3 separate regions of the Homo sapiens genome follow, and all the other regions are linked to region 2. A link is a contact called in ENCODE Hi-C or POLR2A ChIA-PET data. All regions are on one chromosome and are shown on one strand. Each heading gives the region's core, a stretch centred on a gene start or an enhancer-like site at or near the end of the contact. The rest is flanking DNA. Distances are from core to core; before and after follow the strand shown.

Region 1 (4,030 bases), core at 220-2,719, 89 kb before region 2:
TCTATGAAAAATACAAAAATTAGCTGGGCGTGGTGGCAGACACCTGTAATCCCAGCAACTCAGGAGGCTGAGGCAGGAGAATCACTTGAACCCAGGCAGCAGGGGTTGCAGTGAGCTGAGACCGCGCCACTGCACTCCAGCCTGGGCGATAGAGTGAGATTCTGTCTCAAAAAAAAAGAAAAAAAAAAAAAAAAGAGATATCCAACCCTTACCCCTGTTGATTGATACCTATGTATTTTTAATATTTGAGCAACATGGCAAAACCACAGAGATACCAAACCAAGGATTTGCTCTTCTTTCTTTTCAGCTGTGTGTATGCAGCTACCCTTATCACTACCAGCACCCGCCTCCTTAACTCAGCAGTAAAACAGCTGTGTGCAATTCATTTATATGTCTGGTGGTTTTGCCCCCAATCTGGTCTTCTTTAGGTTTGAAAAGTAAAGAAGGCAATATTAGCAGCAATACTCAATTCTATAATCTGTGTATCAAATTGTCATTTAGATTAATGCTATCCAATGGGAATATGATGTGAGCCATATAGTAATTTAAATTTTTCTAGTAGCCACATCTAAAAAGGTTAAAAATTTGTTAATTTTAATGATGTATTTCATTCAAACTAATATGAACAAATTATTTCAGCATGTAAGCAATATAAAAAATCATTCATGAAACCTGTTACATACATCTCTTTTGGTCCTAAGTTTTAGAAATCTGATATGTATTTTACATGAACAGCACATGTCAATTCATGCTAGCCAGTATCCAACTTTTCTGTTCTAGTTCAGGCTGCTGTCATCTCCCACGTAGATAGCAGTGATTCACTTGCTTCCAAGTCTAATACACTCACAAGTCCAGCCAAATTTAATGTCTTCCTGTTCCACTGACAGCTAATTAGAGAATAGATGGAGGCTAAATTCCAGACCCCAAGAAAGGACCCCTGGTCTGGGGGAAACGTGAGTGTGAGCTCTGAGGTAGTTGGAGCCTCAGAGTCCAGGAGCAGACGGCCATAACAAATCTGAGGTTTTAGGGACTCCATAGTCCAGAGCAGGGGCAGCAAACTACAGCACAAGGGTGCATGAGATGATACTTGATCTCTTTATGTTTATTTTTCTTGTTAAATTTCTATTTCATGTGTGTTTCATAATGTATATAATAAGATTTATTATTACATGAATATGCTTTACAAATTAAACATTTCTATTTGGGATGCATACCCAATTACTGTGGAGTATTCAGGCTGAATCGTAGGGTATGGTATTATCCTGTCGGCAGGAGAGAGAAGTGAAAACCCATGGCGTTGGGCCCTTGTAAATCAGCTGCTCGACCGTGCTGAGGCCCGTGTGGGACTGGTTGAGCCACACAGAAAATGTGGCTGGGTTATTTTAAGCTGTGGTCCTGGCAGAGGGCTGACAGTGATAGCCAACAGGAACATTCTGGTTTCTCCATTCCTTGGTCTACAGAGTCAGCTGGACACGTTTCCACCAGCCTGGGACAATCATCAAGATCCCTGGGGAGCACCAGCTGGACTCCCAGCCCATGCTCCTAGCCCATGCACCTTCATCTCCAATTGTGATGCCTTCACCACTGAGGAGGTGAAGGCCACTTCCATAGCTTCTTGTTCCAAATGAAGACCACTTACACCTCAGAGGCAGTAACATGTCCTTTAATTCACAGTTAACTTTCACAGGATCTTTGTTTAATTCATCTGGTGTCATTTTTGTTCCCACAGTCTTTATATAAACTTTCTGGTGTAGAGCAGTGAGTCATTCTTGAAATTTTAAAGTGTTGTTGTAACTTCTTTGGAAAGGAAAATTACTAATATTCTTGGTAGCACTCAGTAGACCCTTAAGCTCCCAAATACTTAATGTATTTTTAATGTTGAGTGTTTGGAATAGCCATTGTGAATATTCATGGACATCAGTGTTTATTTTCTCTCAACTTTTTCTTAAATATGTACACATGGGAGGCATTCATTTTATTTTGAATTTAACTATTTTCAAGTAGAAAAAAAAGGTGCCCTTTTCTTATACAAGAACCTAAGGCTGCCACAATGAACCAACAAAGCTGACTGGTTTGGGGATCTTCATCATACTCCTTTCTTCTGGTGTTTAATTAAAACCCATTTTAATTGATGAATTCTGGGACAGAAGAGACAGCTGTAGTTTTGAGGAGTTTATCTATGTGGGAATAAAGGGAAATGAATTTTGAAAACAGATGGTATACTTGTGGGGAGAGGACCAGGAAAGAGGACTCTTTCTGAGTACCATTAGTTGCCGTCTTTTCTGTCGTCACACACAGGAAATTATTTCGAAGAATCACATGAATCGCTTGGCTTTGCTTCAAGCACTTCTGAATCCACACCTTGTTTTGTTACGTTGGGGGAGATGTTTTTTGAGACCCTCCAGAAAGTCACTTTAAAAACTTCATTCTTATTTATTTTGAAACACTAAGCAGTTTGTGGCTGGTCACTAGGCAGGGGGAGCTGTGATTTACTAGTAACTGTACCTTTCTAGCTTAGTGTTAATTCTTAAACATCCAGGTTTTATTTTGGCTAAACTCCTCTGATAGTTCTGGGTTTTGTTTGTGTTTGTTTTTGTTTTGGGTTTTTTTGGGCACAGGGTCTTGCTCTGTCCCCCAGGCTGGAGTGCAGTGGTGCCATCACAGTTCACTGCAACTTCAACTTCCCAGGCTCAAGTGAGCCTCCTACCTTAGCCTCCCAAGTGTCTGGGACCACAGGCATGCGCCACCATGCCCAGCTAATTTTTTAAATTTTTTTGGTAAAGAATCTCCCTATGTTTCCCAGGCTGGTCTCCCAACTCCTTAGCTCCAGTGATCCTCCTGCCTTGGCCTCCCAAACTGTTGGGATTACAGTGCGAGCCACCATGCCTGAACCAATGGTTGTGTGTTAATCTTGAAGTGAGGCTGGGCGCGGTGGCTCATGCCTATAATTCCAGCACTTTGGGAGGCCAAGGCGGGCGGATCACCTGAGGTCGGGAGTTCAAGACCAGCCTGACCGACATGGAGAAACCCCATCTCTACTAAAAATACAAAATTAGCCAGGCGTGGTGGCACATGCCTGTAATCCCAGCTACTTGGGATGCTGAGGCAGGAGAATCGCTTGACCCCAGGAGTCGGAGGTTGTGGTGAGCCGAGATCACACCATTGCACTCCAGCCTGGGCAACAAGAGCGAAACTCCATCTGAAAAAAAAAAATCTTGAAGTGATACCACATCTGCCTTCATGTGTCGCTGTGTCCATCATTAACCCCCATCATGGGAGTAAGGAACATGTCAGGACTTAACGAAATGTTGTTGTCAGTTAAATGGAGTAAAAACAGCAGTATGGCTTATAAAGCAGCTAAAACTGATGGATGAAGGCAATGCCCATAGAATAGAACAATCTAAGAGCCTCACGTAAATTCAAAAGTAAATATTTTCAAATGGCACACATCAGAATTAACCATACAAGCTATCCTCAATCAAAGGGTAAGGTCCACAGTCATTACTCTGTAATGGCCTTGCATTTCTGTATCTTTTAATCTGATATAGTCTGAGCTGCAAGGTGAATTTAAGGGGAGCAATTTGTAAGTCGTAAGAGACTTTTATTCAGTTATGAGTTATCTTCCTGGGGTAGCGTTCAAGGGCAAGGCCACTGTCATTTGCTGGATAGATGCTATTTCCCAAGCAGTCTCAGTTCTCTACTTTTTTTTCTCCTGGACTTGTTTTCCTTGTCAGACCACTGAACATTTTTTGTGTGTGTTTCTTTTCCCACCCCACCCCACTGTTCCCAGGATGATGAGGATGATAATGCAGGCACGGAGATGAAGATACTGCGGGGCCACTGCGGACCAGTGTACAGCACGAGGTTCCTCGCGGACAGCTCAGGGTTGCTCTCTTGTTCTGAAGACATGTCCATCAGATACTGGGATCTGGGGAGTTTCACCAACACTGTGTTGTACCAAGGACATGCCTATCCTGTGTGGGATCTGGACATCAGTCCATATAGCCTGTACTTCGCCAGCGGGTCCCAC
Region 2 (4,094 bases), core at 609-3,108:
TAAGCCTTAGCAATTATCACATAGCCTGGCACATGGTAGGTACTCACTAAATCCATAACGAATGGATGACTTTTAGTGCTGTCTGCTTACTATCCTTCAATAGCCATACATTTGGACTCCAGGCAAGTTCTTGCTCAAAGGTGGCTGACAAGTCATTCTAGCTCCTGCAAACAACAGCTTTTACATTAGGATGCTGGGGAAACCACTAACCAGTCCAACAAAGCACAAGAATAAAATTGATCCCACCAATCCTCTCAGACACAACTATTAATACTCTCTATTGCCTATTTCACACCCCTCCTTGTAAGAATGAAACAGGGAGGAAATGCACTGGGCTCTCAGAGCTATAAGACTCAACAAGCTGCCAAGTTGGGTTAGACACCCAGGTGGGAGAAGGAGTAAAGCAGCTAGCCTATGTAACCTTGGCAAGATGACTGCTCAGATGCCACTGGTGCATAGATAGATGACTGGCTTCCCAGGGGAATGTCAACAACTGACACCCACACTGTGGTCTCCCACATGTGAATACGTCAATGTTTACTTAACCATTCCCTTATTTCAACACACGTTGAATGAAAGTCTACTATGTGTCTGTTACTGTGTGCCACAAAGGTAACAAAGTCACTGCTCTTGCTGTCAAGACATTTAAAAGGAAGTACTTGACAGACAATTATGAAAACAAACTATTATGCAGGATAAAAATACAGTCTACACACAGGAGCAGAGAGGACAAAGGATAAGGGGGACCTAATCCTGTGGAAGGTTTCACTGAGAAGGCAGCACAGAACTAACTTGATGCGGAAGGTAGGCGCCTTCTGGACCAACAAGGCAGGGAGTGCATTCCAGGTGAGAGAAACATGGACATGGGCACTGGAGGGAGATTTGGGTTTTTAAGTTCTCGGAATGTGGAGTGCAAGTGGGAAGTGCTGGAAGTACAACACGGACGGAAAAGCCAACCTGACTTAGATCACATAGGACCTTGCAAAGGAGCTTAGCAAATAACCTACTGGCAATGGTCAGCCACTGAAGCATTTACAGGCCCAAGAGCAGCATTACGTTTGCCTTAATTCATTGTGTTGGCAGTGAGAAGATAGAGTGGAGGAAGACTAGACACAGGTAAGGAACCCTCTCCCCATCTCCCCTACTCCCTCCCGCTGGCAGAAGAGGCTACGCAGTGGTTGAGGGAAAGGTAAGTACCAGAACCAGGGCAGAGGCAGTGCAAATGTGTGATCTAGTACAGACACGTAGGACCTTACAACGTATACCATGATCTTAGGGTGGAGGTAGGTGTGAGGGATGACTGCAGATAGAGCTCTTCTCTTTGCCTTGGACAACTGGCCAGTTTTACCAAGCTGGAACAGAGATGGTGGTAGGAGAGGGGTCCTAAAGGAAAACATGAATGCGCTTTTCATAAGTGGATTGTGAGGAGTTCGCAGGACTTCCAGCTGAAATTGTCCCCTAGGGAGCTGAATGATAGGGGTCTGGGGGTTTTGAGCTGGATCCAGGTTAGAGACACGGATTTGTGGCGTCATCAGCGTGGATGAGACTGCGCAAAGTTGAATGGGAAAATGGCAAACCTAGAAAACAACAAATATCACAGTGCGATACCAGTGTCAGCTTTACGGCTTTTCTCCGTCCTCAGCTTGGAATGAGGAACATCTTTCATTTCACAAGAGGTTCAGGAACTACCAGTGTGAAAAGAGGCTACGTTCAAGCTGCTGGAGGGCCAGTTCCACCTAGGCGCAGTCAAGAAGGGCGCCTGGCTTTCCGGCTTCACGTCCCTGGAAGCTCGGCACTGCAGCGGTTCTAGATCTGGGGCCGCCGGCTGCCTTCCCGACCTACCTCGCTGACTGGGCACCGCCCTTAACGTCACGATCCCGCCCCCGCCAGCGCTCCGACCACAACCCGCGGGAGCCATTGCGTTTGACGTCATCATCGCGCGCCATCTCTTCCCTTAGGTGTTTAAGTTCCGCGCGCAGGCCAGGCTGCAACCTGACGGCCAGATCCCTCGCTGTCCTAGTCGCTGCTCCTTGGAGTCATGTTCCCAGCCGCCCCTTCTCCGCGGACCCCGGGTACCGGGTCCCGAAGGGGCCCGCTGGCCGGACTCGGGCCCGGCTCCACGCCCCGGACGGCTAGCAGGAAGGGTCTGCCCCTGGGGTCTGCAGTCAGCTCCCCAGTGCTCTTCTCGCCGGTCGGCCGGCGTAGCTCGCTAAGCTCGCGGTAAGTGATCTCCCTGGTTGGGTCTGGCAACCAACAGCCTCACGGGCCGCAGTGGGCCGGATAGGTTGTTGTCTTTAGAAGCCTTTGGAACCGGGGCGGCGGAATAGAATGCCACAGTATTGGAAAATAGACCTTTTCCACTGCTGCAGGTAGTATCTGCTTCGTTTTGATTATCAGTTGATCAGTTGATTCCCCACTTTGCATTTTTCATGGATACCTTTGTGCAGAAGTGAAGTACAAACTGGATTTGCATCAGTGTTTACCTACTTCCCACCTACTACCCGTGTGATCTGGTGTAAGTCACTCGTGATTTTCTTCATCTGTGAAATGGCGATAATATATCTCACCTGAGCCAGAGGAGTTATTATGAATTGCCACGATGCAGATGTAAGGTGATGGTGATAATGAGGACCTACAACCCTGAAAGATCATTGTTTAATGCCTAACATACCAACTGACATTAATATCTGATGATTGGTAATTAAAGGGTTTCTAGCTACGGAATTTAACTTTCTAGGTAAATTATAAGGAAAAGGCTTTACATAAGTGAGCTAAGAGTACTGTGATAGTTTAGTTACTAAAACTGCTCGTTTGGAGCACCAGTAAAATCATCACACACACACACCCCTCCCCACCCCCAACACACACCATGTTCATAATTAACCTAAAACTTTAGTGTTTCTGCATAGTTTTCTCTGAATTCATCTATAAAAAATGAATTTTTCCCTGCAGGAAACACAAAGTATTGTGTCTTGAAATTATGGTTAAAATTTATCTGTAAAATTTTTCAGTACTTTAAAGGAGAAGTGGTTTTGAAAGAATACACTGTATCTTTGACTTTTTTTGGCATATTTTGAAAAGTTCTTTTCAAAGTGCTGATCTTGTCAGTGTTTTCTATTCCTTTTGCGAAAAGTTGGAGAATAAAAGCATACTTTATTTACTGTGTGTTGTTTTATTTAAATCTCTTCTTGTGATCATTTGAAGAAAAACCTTTGTTATCCTCTGTCAGGAAACAAAGCCCTTAGCCCTTCTGTATGTGCATCTTCTCATTTAATTCTCGTGATAAGACATAGACTACCTTTTATTCTGGTGACTTTACAATATTCTAAATGTTAAGAGGGTGAGCAAGAAATAAAGTTTTTACTGTGATATCTGCTGTTGAGGACCATGTAACAGCTGATGCTCGTAACCTGTTCGATTTCTTGCTTGGTTGTACAGATCTGATAGTTTTTTTTTTTTTTTTTTTAAAGAGACAGGGTCTCACTCTCTGTCGCCCAGGCTACAGGCTGGTGCCACAATGCCCGGCTAATTTAAAATTTTTTTTGTAGAGACAAGGTCTTGCCACGTTCCCCAGGCTGGTCTTGAACTCCTGGTCTCAAGCAGTCTTCCCGCTTCGGCCTCCCAAAGTGCTGAGATTATAGACATGAGCCACTGCTCCGGCCAGGTCTGGTGGACTCTTAAGCACCTAAAGCTAGATGAGCTTAAATCTCATCTAAGCCAATATTTATAAAATGTATTTGACCACAACATATGGTAAAAGCTGATGTTTTATATTCTGTCTTTCAAAAATGTTGAGATCTGCAAAATGACCCGCTGTTTGAAAAAAAAAAAAAAAAAACACTGGTCTAGTTAAGCCTTATTTCACAGCTAAGGAGGCAGAATTATAAGGAGTTTAAGTGAATACAGGCATGCATTTCAATACTAGAGTCTATGGGATTGAAGCCAAGTTTTCCTAAATCCTGTTTTGTTTTTTTTTTACATGAAAAATATTACATTTAATTACATGGTAAATATGAGCCAGTGTTAATTTTTTTCAAAGAACTCCTTACTGTGAAAATATATACATAAAAAATTAGGATAATGGAGAATTTTAA
Region 3 (4,467 bases), core at 1,761-4,260, 71 kb before region 2:
ACAGCACATACTCAATATTAATGTTTTCCTGCTTCACAATAACGCAATCATCTGGAGGAACTTCTTCAAAATATAGAGGTGGAACTGTGCCAGAACAGTGCAGGAGGAAGGAGAGCCTGCCGGGCTTGACTGGGTCCTCTCTGGGATTTTGCTCTCCTTCCCGACCTTCCTGGCTGAGATCCACCACCGTATTCACTCCTCTAGTCACCAGCTACGTCAGCCGCTCTGCTGGGCAGCAGGGATTCAAGAGCACAACCGGACCTGGCCTCTGGTTCCGCTAAGCTGCAGTCCAGCTCCCTCCTTTCCTTGACGCTTTGTTCTGCTTTTGGCTGTGCAAGAAGATGCTCAGTCTAAATTGACAGTGGGTTTGGGAGGTGGAGAGAGTTGTGATATTTTGAGAAATCAAGTGATAAAATGAAGGGAAATGGTTAAAATGGTAATTTGTATGTGATTATATTTTCCCAGGATAAAAAATTGAAGAAAAGATAAAGCACCCTTCATAGGTATGCATGTAGTTATTATGTAAAACCCTCTGCTTCCTTAGATCATATAAAAAATTAAATTCAAGTCTGAGGGAAGAAAATAATTGAAGTAGCATTTAAGAGGGTTAAACTTTAATAGTCAAATGACACCATAATGTAACTTAGAAATAGTAAGTGAAAAGTCTCATCTCTTACTAAAAATATAGGAAAGTCAGCAATTTTGCCTTGCGAAAACGTTAAATTTGGAAGGTCATTTGAGGTAATGAAAATTGATTTTGGTGATATTTGTTCAATACTGAATATATTTAAAACCATTGAGTTGTACTTTTTTGTTTGTTTGTTTGTTTGAGACAAGTTTCACTCTTGTTGCCCAGGCTGGAGTGCAATGATGCCATCTCGGCTCACTGCAACCTCTGGCTGCCAGGTTCAAGCAATTCTCCTGCCTCAGCCTCCCTAGTAGCTGGGATTACAGGCATGCACCCCCACACCCAGCTCATTTTTGTATTTTTAGTAGAGACAGGATTATGCCATGTTGATCAGGCTGGTCCTGAACTCCTGACCTCAGGTAATCCGCCCGCCTCAGCCTCCCAAAGTGCTGGGATTATAGGCGTGAGCCACTGTGCCTGGCCGAGTTGTACATTTTAAGAAGAGGAATTGTATGGTATGTGAATTCAATAAAGTCGTTACCCCCCAAAATTGAAAAAGTAAGATGCAACGGCCTATAATTGGCAGTAATTCAATAATGCTTATTGAATGATTGAGTAAATGAATGTGTGGCAAAAGATAGCTATTCATTCATGAAACAAAACTGCAGTCTGGGTTCCTTTTGACTTTGAGGAGACTTCAGCTCAACTGTCTGTAGGACTTTTAAGGATGAATTTATTGGAAGAGGGTCGCAAATATTAACTCAATGCACCAACTTTTGTGTTTTGAATTATTCTTGTTTCTTTTGATGTTTTTTAAAATGAGACTTATGCTCATAAAAGTGTATCCAAAATTTTTTTGAAAGGCAATTTTTAATGCCTACCTACTCCATGCCATAAAATGCTCTTTCTTGATTAAGCCAATATTACTGGATTTATCAATATTTCAAAGTTTGTGACTTTCTATAAAACAAAGTTCAAATCTGAATTAACTCACAGGTTGTTCCGATGGCTCATAAATTTATGTTGGTAAAATACTTTTGCCTCCCAGAATAAAACCAGGCCAGGTGCGGTGGCTGATGCCTGTAATCCCAGAACTTTGGGAGGATTGCTTGAGGCCGTGAGTTCGAGACCAGCCTGGGCAAAATAATGAAACCCTGTCTCTACAAAAAAAAAAAAAGAAAAAAAAAATTAAAAAATAGCCAGACATGGTGGCATGTGCCTATAGTCCCAGCTACTCAGGAGTTAGAAGTGGGAGTAGCATTTGAGCCCAGAAGTTCAAGGCTGCAGTGAGCCATGATTGTGCCACTGCACTCCAGCTTGTGCAACAGAGTGAGACCCTGTCTCTAAAAATAAAATTTAGATTTAAAAAAAGAAGAATAGGCCGGGCGTGGTGGCTCATGCCCGTAAACCCAGCACTTTGGGAGGCTGACTCAGGTGGATCGCCTGAGGTCAGGAGTTCGAGACCAGCCCAGCCATCATGGTGAAACCCTGTCTCTACTAAAAATACAAAAATTAGCTGGGCATGGTGGCAGGCGCCTATGATCTCAGCTACTCAGGAGGCTAAGGCAGGAGAATCATCACTTGAACCTGGGAGGCAGAGGTTGCAGTGAGCCGAGATCACGCCATTGCTCTCCAGCCCAGGCGACAAGAGTGCAACTCCAACTGAAAAAATAATAATAAATAAAACCATAGGTAAGTATAATGAGGGACAAGATACTGTAATTTCTGCTCAAGCTAAGAAGAAAAAGGTAAAGCAATTTGGGGAGATATCAAGCTATAAGTAAATGCCCAGAAACATAGTGTGCTGTACATGTAGTAATCTACTTCATGATCATTACCTTTGTTAAGGGCTCATTATATAAAGGCATAACAGAGAAATCAAAAACAAACAAACAAACCCCATCTCCCAAAAGACAGAAAACTGTCTCCTTAATTAGAAGCATTTCTCTTTAATTATAAACTTTTTTGAATCCTCAAAAAAAAAGTTCATGGATTTTGGTACTATTGAGAACCTGTCACAACCAAAGTTCAGCTCACTCTTCAGAGAGCCCTCTTTATTTCTTATCTTCCTCTCTTTCTCAGCCATTTCCCACATTGTTTTCAAGCTGTATGTCTTTTCTTTCCTGGCTGAGTTCCCAAGTCGTGATCATCGCTTAGTGTCTGACTTGAGACTCTGTTAGGGGTGGGGTCCTGCTGCCTGAAGCACAAAGCATGGCAGGGTCGGGTTCTGGCGTGTGGTTCCCAGCAAGGGCGCTGAAGACAGGCAGCTCTTCCCTGGCATTCTGCCCTAGCACAGAGTGCGCCATAGATCCCATGAATGGCTGTCCTGTGAACAATGAGAGGACAGAAGGGAGCTGTGCAGGCTTCCTTCCAGCTGCAGACGCCAAAGCATACAGAGGGCCTGCTGACTGCAGCTGGGGAGTCCTGAAATGGCCTTGCATTTATGTGAAGTGCTCATCCAAGCTGCGATCCATAACAGGGCCATTATAAGGACACCTGAGATTCTCTCATTTACTGCAGCACAGCCTCTTGCCAGTGTCTCTCATCCCGCTCTGCTGAGCTCTGAGCAATATTTAAATGAATTGGAGGCAGGCCAGGAGTTATTTTCCCTTCCCCTTTTCTCTATTTTCTGACTTCTTCTCTCAGGGCTTTCTGTTCTCATGACACAGTTTTTACAGCCAAAGGTCAGTACATTTCTTTTCAAAAGTCCCGTAGATCCGCCTTGCTCCTGGCATCCTTTCACCTTCTTATGAATGATGAAGGTGAAATAGAAAAGGTGAACCTTTGGAGAAGGAGGAAACACAATTTCTCCCCTGCGCTGCCAGACACTTCCTTTCATTTCTTTGCTGCCACACCGTGGCAGCAGATTTGCCCTTAGATTACAATCAATGTGAAGCTAAAACAAAGCTATAGTCAAATGCTAATAGATTCTTGGGCTCTGGGACATTTTCAGAGGGAGGGTGGGAGTAGACACAAGAAGAAATCAGGGTCTGGGCATGGTGGCTCACGCCTGTAATCCTAGGAATTTGGGAGGCCGAGGCGGGCGGATCACCTGAGGTCAGGGGTTCGAGACCAGCCTGGGCAACATGGCGAAACCCCACCTCCACTAAAAAAGTACAAAAATTAGCCAGGCATGGTGGTGCATGCCTGTAATCCCAGCTACTTGGGAGGCTGAGACAGAAGAATCGCTTGAAAACCCAGGAGGCGAAGGTTGCAGTGAGCTGAGATTATGCCACTGCACTCCAGCCTGGGTAACAGAGTGAGACTGAAGAAAGAGAAAGAAAGAAAAAGAAAAAGAGAAAGAAAGAAAAAAAGAAAGAAAGAAAGAAAGAAAGAAAGAGAGAAAGAGAAAAAGAGGGAGGGAGGGAAGGAAGGAAGCGAAGGAAGGACGGAAGGAAAAGAAAGAGGAAGGAAGGAAGGGAGGAAGGGAGGAAGGAAAGAGAAAGAAAAAGAAAAAAAGAAAGAAAGAGAAAGAAAGAAAAAAGAAAGAAAAGAGAAGAAAGGAAGGAAGGAGAAAAAGAAATCAGGGAATAATAAAAACTACCACTTGTAAAAATATATATTGTGTGCCAGGCATTGTGCTAGATACCAGAGATTCATTGATCAGTTAGGTAGAGGTGGTGTTCACCTGATAACTCCATTTTTCAGTGAATAGATGCCTTGCTCATAGTGGGGACTCAACATCATTGAATGGAAATGTTTGCTAGTAGGTTGAACATCAGCAATGTTTGCTCTAGATTCTCCTGCTTGTGTGTGCAATAGTTTAAGAAATTCCTTTGGACAGTAATACCATGGATCTAGCCTCTTAATGAAGAATACCCAAAGTACTCCTGGCAGAG

What was found. Hi-C counts contacts between places; a loop is a spot of excess contacts on that map. ChIA-PET counts read pairs that join two places held with the same protein, here RNA polymerase II (POLR2A). Pooled maps may share reads with other maps.
Region 1: a map of ascending aorta shows a loop between it and region 2 (4-fold over the local background). The contact joins the enhancer-like site here to the promoter of NUP133-DT in region 2. A Hi-C loop is called at or near these places in 2 of 168 maps with a recorded cell type or tissue (ascending aorta and chondrocyte) and 2 of 50 pooled maps. POLR2A ChIA-PET finds 5 or more read pairs at or near these places in 1 of 52 experiments (Caco-2).
Region 3: a pooled map shows a loop between it and region 2 (2.2-fold over the local background). The contact joins the enhancer-like site here to the promoter of NUP133-DT in region 2. A Hi-C loop is called at or near these places in 2 of 50 pooled maps. POLR2A ChIA-PET finds 5 or more read pairs at or near these places in 6 of 52 experiments (Caco-2, HEK293T, MCF 10A and 3 more).

Annotation. Positions count from the first base shown.
Region 1 is chr1:229,594,855-229,598,884 of GRCh38, reverse strand. TAF5L (TATA-box binding protein associated factor 5 like) reads left to right here. Exons shown (of 5, transcript NM_014409.4): 5 at 3,791-4,030. Among named protein-coding and RNA genes, the nearest start is that of TAF5L, 29 kb to the left of the region's middle. RefSeq lists an enhancer at 3,869-4,030. Within about 2 kb of position 1,469, at least 12 of the 41 ENCODE cell types and tissues checked have a DNase peak (open chromatin) inside an H3K27ac peak, as active enhancers do; they include ascending aorta, where a contact is called at or near this core.
Region 2 is chr1:229,506,194-229,510,287 of GRCh38, reverse strand. It overlaps NUP133-DT (NUP133 divergent transcript), which reads right to left and starts at 1,858. Exons shown (of 3, transcript NR_110630.1): 1 at 1,609-1,858; 2 at 48-164. NUP133 (nucleoporin 133) reads left to right here and starts at 1,947. Exons shown (of 26, transcript NM_018230.3): 1 at 1,947-2,220. The coding sequence starts at 2,039. RefSeq lists silencers at 792-1,086, 2,027-2,256 and an enhancer at 1,857-1,976.
Region 3 is chr1:229,577,919-229,582,385 of GRCh38, reverse strand. No RefSeq gene overlaps it. Among named protein-coding and RNA genes, the nearest start is that of ABCB10, 21 kb to the right of the region's middle. Within about 2 kb of position 3,010, at least 16 of the 41 ENCODE cell types and tissues checked have a DNase peak (open chromatin) inside an H3K27ac peak, as active enhancers do.